2 separate regions of the Homo sapiens genome follow, and region 1 is linked to region 2. A link is a loop called in an ENCODE intact Hi-C map of the cell type or tissue named here. Cell type or tissue: ovary. All regions are shown on one strand. Each heading gives the region's core, and the rest is flanking DNA. Links, peaks and the distances in the headings are about the cores only.

Region 1 (2,924 bases), core at 127-2,626, 580 kb after region 2:
ATTAGCTGGGCATGGTCGTGGGCGCCTGTAATCCCAGCTACTCGGGAGGCTGAGGCAGGAGAATCACTTGAACCCAGGAGGCGGAGATTGCAGTGAGCCTAGATTGCATCATTGTACTCCAGCCTGAGCAACAAGAGTGAAACTCCATCTTAAAAAAAAAAAAAATTAGCTTTCTGAAAGACTTTTTATGATGTCCTTATTTTCTGCTTTTCATCACAGACCAGTGAAAACTTTGTCATGGATCAGGACTGGTTCTTTGACCAGTGTTTGGAAACCAAATATCAATGAACTATTTGCCTAAAATATTTTTCAGGACTAAATCATTTTCTACTTTTGTATTCTCTGCCTAGTGTTGTATTAGTTGGTTTCTAGTTTCAACATTAAAAAAACTATTCATTCCTTTTAGATAAAAGAGATCTATATTCTTCCCCTCTGTAGGTTGATTATTGGCCTAAAATATTTTCTGTTGTTATTATTTCCTTCTTTTTTTTCTTCTCTGCCTTGTGCTATCTGATTTTTTCCTATTTTATGGAGAATGGTTTTACAAGGTAAGGTATCACTCTTCCGTTTGTCGTCTTTGAAACTTATTGCTACCATCTGATATCCTCCTAATTCCTTTTACTCAAGGAGCTTAACGTGCTTTGCATAGTATCCCTTAATCTTCTAATCTAACATTTTCTACTTGGTGGAGGAGGAGGCAGGCATGTAACAAGGCCCAGCTTTGGTGATTTGGGTGTAAAACATTTTCTATCAACTTCTTCTAAATTGCGAACTTCTCCAAGGAGACTATGAAGTTGAGTAATGGGTTCAGGTTGCTTGGGGGACACTTGAATACGGTTCTCTAACTCCTGGCTTCGGTATCCAGAGGCTATTGCTGCCTTTACAAAACTGCTTGGCTGACTAGGTCCTGGGAGAGTTTGTCCCTCTAGTGGTTCCATCTCATTTTTGCAAGGAATAATGTGCCTATCTACCAGAAAATATTTACTGTTAAAAAAAAATAAATGTATTGCTCATGGTAAGAAAAGAATACCATTAAAGGTGTTATTTATTCTTATAAAATCAATTTTGTGATAGGGGTATTCAGCATTTTGCTTTCTTTTTCCTGGAAAGGAGTGAACCCTCACTGTTTCTAAGACGTCAAAGATAGCAAACCGTGCTAAGAACACCACCTAGCGTTTAACTTTGAAGTGACTGCTTGCTGTACCAGGCGACACGATTAATTTTAAGCTTTCCTCATCTGCTAATAAGAGGAAATGGTCCACTGTGTTGATTGTTCATTTTGATTTTTGCTTTGAAATTGAATTTACCTGTGATCTTAGCTTTTGAGTACTAATATTACGTATGTTTTTATTTTCCAGATAAGCGCATGAGCACATGATTTGGTTTTGTTAGTTTAAAAGAGGATTGACTTTGAAGTTCAGGCTCGATGCTCCTGAAAATTGATGAATTAGGTCTCGGATTTCACCATGTCCAACAAGCCTTCCCTGACCTTTCTTCCAAACTGATTTTCTGCTGTATGGCAGTAGCCCCATCTTTCCGTTTTTTAAGACTATGCATAGACATCATCGCCCTTGCTACTCTGAACTATAATTGGCTCCTCACTGTTTCTCATGCAATTGGGAACACATTCCTCGTGGGTATGTACCAGGTTTCAAGACCTGTGGTGTATCCTGAACCTAGCACATGGAGCTGCTTGATCAATACAGTTGAATGAAATGAAGGAATGAATATAAGAAAAAGTTTTTCTAAATAAGATGATAGGGCAGGATTCATTTTTGTCTTTGTAGTTCTCAGCTTTCTCCTATGTTCAGTCAAGTATTCCATCTTGAAATAGCTGAATTTAATTAAACTAACAACTCCATGTAAGATCTTAGCAGGATAACAAAAATCATGGTTTGAGGGCAAAACCTTAAATTCAAAGGTGAATGAAGCTTTGATGATGGTTAGGATACATCTGCCTTTAAAAATTGGGTTACCTGCTCTGTCTGGTAAATTTGAGGCAGACATAACTGTTCTTCTTCTGTACCAACATCCCCAAACACCCTGACCTGTTAAAAAAAAAAAAAAAGTGAAGTTTCTCATTTGCAGCAGGGACTAGAGCACAGGAATGCAAGAGGAATAGAAATGGGAAGTCTGGAAAAGGCAAAATCTCCTTTGAAGAATGTCCAGATCTCCTTCCCAGACCCACTGCTGACCTGGGATAAGTTCCCAATCATTCCCTGAAATTAAAAAATGTAGTCTTCTTGTTCCTTAAAGAGAGATGCTCCTTCTCCAACCCTGAAGATGTGACACAGGACCAAAGTTATTTTCCTACCTGACGTAGAAGCCTGAGGCCTGGCAGAGCCTGCTTCTGTGCCTCTGAGAGTCCAGTTCCTCTGAATCTGACTCAGAAAGCAGCCTTATTTTAACTAGCCAGGCCAGCCTATCCTCTCACTTTCTCCCTACCTAATAGAACCCTGTCTGGGGAAGGAGTAGCCATATATCTATCTGATGTGTGAAAATAATGAAACAAAGAAAAATCCTCTAAATTTCCCAAACTCCTTTGCAGATAGAAGTAGCCAAGTTTTGGCTGGTGAAATAGAAGTGGAAGTTGTTGAGAGGAACTTCCTAGAGAAGCTCCTTAAAAAGGGGTTGACTCCCATGGCATACTGTTTTGTCCACTGCTCTTCTCATTCTTCTTGTCTGGAGCTTGAACAGGATGGCTAGAACTCTGGCAGCCATCTTGAGGCCACTAGACAACCTTTAAAGATGACTGAACAGAAATGTAAAAGGAGTCTAAGTCCCTGGTGAATTGTGAGCTACCATTCCCACCCTGGACCTCCCATGTCCACATTCTTCATTACCTGAGAAAAATAAGTTTCCTAATTTGTTTAAACCTATGTTTTGGGGGACCTCTTTTACTTGGAGCTTAACACAATTCTTAA
Region 2 (2,924 bases), core at 180-2,679:
CAAAGCGGGCAGATCACCTGAGGTCGGGAGTTCAAGACCAGCCTGACCAACATGGAGAAACCCCCGTCTCTACTAAAAATACAAAAATTAGCTGGGTGTCTTGGCACGTGCCTATAATCCCAGCTATTTGGGAGACTGAGGCAGAAGAATCGCTTGAACCCAGGAGGCAGAGGTTGTGGTGAGCCGATATCACGTCATTGCACTCTAGCCTGGGCAACAAGAGCGTAACTCCATCTCAAAACAAAACAAAACAAAACAAAAAAACAGAATTTGTGTTAAGCCTTTGGTATTTTTCTGTGGTTTATCCTTTTTCTAACACATGTTGGACAAAAACACAAATGTTACAAGACCTTTCTTGCTTACTCACTTCCAAAGAGAACTACAAATTAAAGCAATGTAAGAAAACCATGAAATTTTATTTAAGTCAACACATTTTAAAATCTAGAGACTTAAGTAAAAAGTTTTAAATTTATGGCCATAATGCTTTTTCTTTGGAATCCCTTACCTATTAAAACATTAACCACTTAATAGCATAATGCAATTAATAGATTCTGAAAAGTACATAAAAAACATCTCTATTCATTATTATCGTTCTGAGTAGTTACTATTAAGTTAGAAAATTACTAAGTATTCTCATTAATAGTTAAAGTATAGAATCATTAGAACACTACACCATGTAAGTTTCTAAATCCTGAGCAGAGGTGAGAAAAATATATTGTAGGATGACTTATATTTTAACAGTAATCACAGAAGAATTCATCATGAGAAAATATACATTAGTACACTGCAGAAGGCCTATAGGATGTTTCGTCTTGGCATAATAATGAACATCACTTTTAGAGGAAAGGTTGGTAAATCCAGCATATAATAGTTCAGTAACAGATTTTTTTCTACTTTGTTTGTATTCATGATCCATAATTCTCATTATGGATGTTCACTGATATTTGTAAGAGAATCTAGACTAGGTTTAAATGCCTAGATTACAAAAATAAATTGGTGAGAATTGAGGCAGTTGAACATTGAGTCAAGAAAAGGCTCTTTCTTGCTATTGGTGGGGGTTTAGGGATCTTAGAGGCTACAGAGAATCATGAAGTGGAAGGAAAGTTAAATACACATTTGAGTAAGGTAATGAGAATTTATTTCACCAGGTGAAATCAATTGATCTAATTCTGGGAAGGATTAGGAAAATTCTTCTGAGATACATCTTGGGACTAGATGGAGGAAAGTTCAGAGAGGTCACACACAGTGGTCTTTATTACAGCATTACACACACTTCAGGTAATTATCTAGTTTTATTTATCCAATTCCTGAACCTTCCAGAAATGGATGGATAAGTTACTATTCAGGATAAAAACAGCCGTGGAAATGAAAGGAAGAGCCATCTTCTAAAGTTACAATGTAACTCTAATGCCTATAATGCATATAACATCTAATGCATATAACCATATTTATCAAAATAACATTCATATACATTATTTTCCCCTCCAATTGAAACCAAATGCAGAAATTCCCCCAAATGTAGTCTTTTAAAAAGTAAATACATATTTGTTTTCTTTTTAAAGTTAAAAGAACAAAGGAAATAATAATAGTATTTAGGAGAGCTTAAAAAAGATATCTATTTCCCTTTGTCTTAACTCAGATCCACCAGGTGGCAGTAAGTTTTTACCCACAAACAGTTCTGGAGACTTTGACATTTGTAAAAATAATAAAATTATATCATGTTAGAACTGACTGCTTGTGATTTCAGCCCCGCTCTTTAGCAAAGTGCACACACACATTCTTTTAGCAAGGACTGATTGATGCCTACCAACACAGGTCACTACTACTTCCATACAGTGCTTCATGTATACATTCTCATTTGACTAGGGTAAAAATATTTGTCAGGATATGCAGAAATTATTTAATATGTAATATTGTTCCCCATTTTACTGAATGAATATTCAATGGGGTACAAAGTTAGTTTTTTTAATTGCCAATATTCAGTCATTTTTTGATCTATAAAAATTGATATTTTATCCTAATATTTTTGTCTATTTTTGCCAAGTGTGCTCTATTGAATCTCCCTTCTCTATAGTGCCTTTTTTGTCAAAATGTGGTAAATGTGGTCCTAGAATCAGCAGCATTCCTAAGGAGCTTGTTAGAAATGCAGAATCTCTGGCCCCATCCCAGACTAACTGAATCATAATTTTCATTTTAATGAGATCTCCAGGTGACACGCACATTAAAATTCGAGAAGCACTACACAGCAAATCCTTTAAAGACAACCTGAGCAACTTCTTTTACCCATCCCACAGTGTGGGTTATTAAGTCTGTCTAGTTGAACACTCCAGTGTCAGTTCCAAGCAAACATTCTCTGGCTGAACTCGTGACTTAAGCAACTCTGAAGATGAAAGGTGGGGTTTTTAACCAGTTTTTCCCTCTCCTTTTGAGGCAGGAGAATAAGGTCTGGAGGCAGGGAACCTAAGGCTGTTTCACTCCAACTTCTTAGAGCCAGATTTAAAGGAAAACCCTAACTTGCCATGCCTAAGTAACAAAAGGACCAGAGGCTACTTTGCAAACCCCCACCTTCTGTGCGTGGCAGATGGGAAATTGGCTGTCTGCAACCAATCACACTGCTTGCTGGCTGAGAGTTCGTTTGCAACTTTGTAACTTCACCTTAGCCTCTGATTGCTTGCTTTTGGCAACCACTCAGACCAATTGCAAGCCACCACTTCATGAAATGAAGTGGCCAATGGGAAGCCTCTAGCGGGTATTTGGACCGGAGAAGATTCTGAGCCACTACTCACGCCGGCTCCCACACTGTGAAGTGTACTTTCATTTTCAATAAATCCCTGCTTTCGTTCTTTAGTTGCTTTATTCTTTCTTTGCGGGGCGTTTTGTCCAATTCTTAGTTCAAAACGCAAAGAACTTGGACACCTTGCAGT

Evidence for each region. Peaks named below come from ENCODE experiments on the same cell type or tissue, not always from the same donor. Only the 100,000 strongest peaks of a DNase experiment are listed, where the experiment ranks them.
Region 1: it touches region 2 in a loop (4-fold over the local background); 21 of 110 quality-filtered maps call a loop at or near these places.

The regions. Positions count from the first base shown.
Region 1 is chr4:54,969,806-54,972,729 of GRCh38, reverse strand. No RefSeq gene overlaps it. Among named protein-coding and RNA genes, the nearest start is that of LINC02358, 130 kb to the right of the region's middle. In ovary, for the core only: a CTCF peak has its summit at 1,169; no DNase peak of the experiment used is centred there.
Region 2 is chr4:55,553,385-55,556,308 of GRCh38, reverse strand. No RefSeq gene overlaps it. Among named protein-coding and RNA genes, the nearest start is that of CLOCK, 7.9 kb to the right of the region's middle. In ovary, for the core only: a CTCF peak has its summit at 1,656 (motif pointing right); no DNase peak of the experiment used is centred there; H3K4me3 peaks cover 606 bases; H3K27ac peaks cover 611 bases.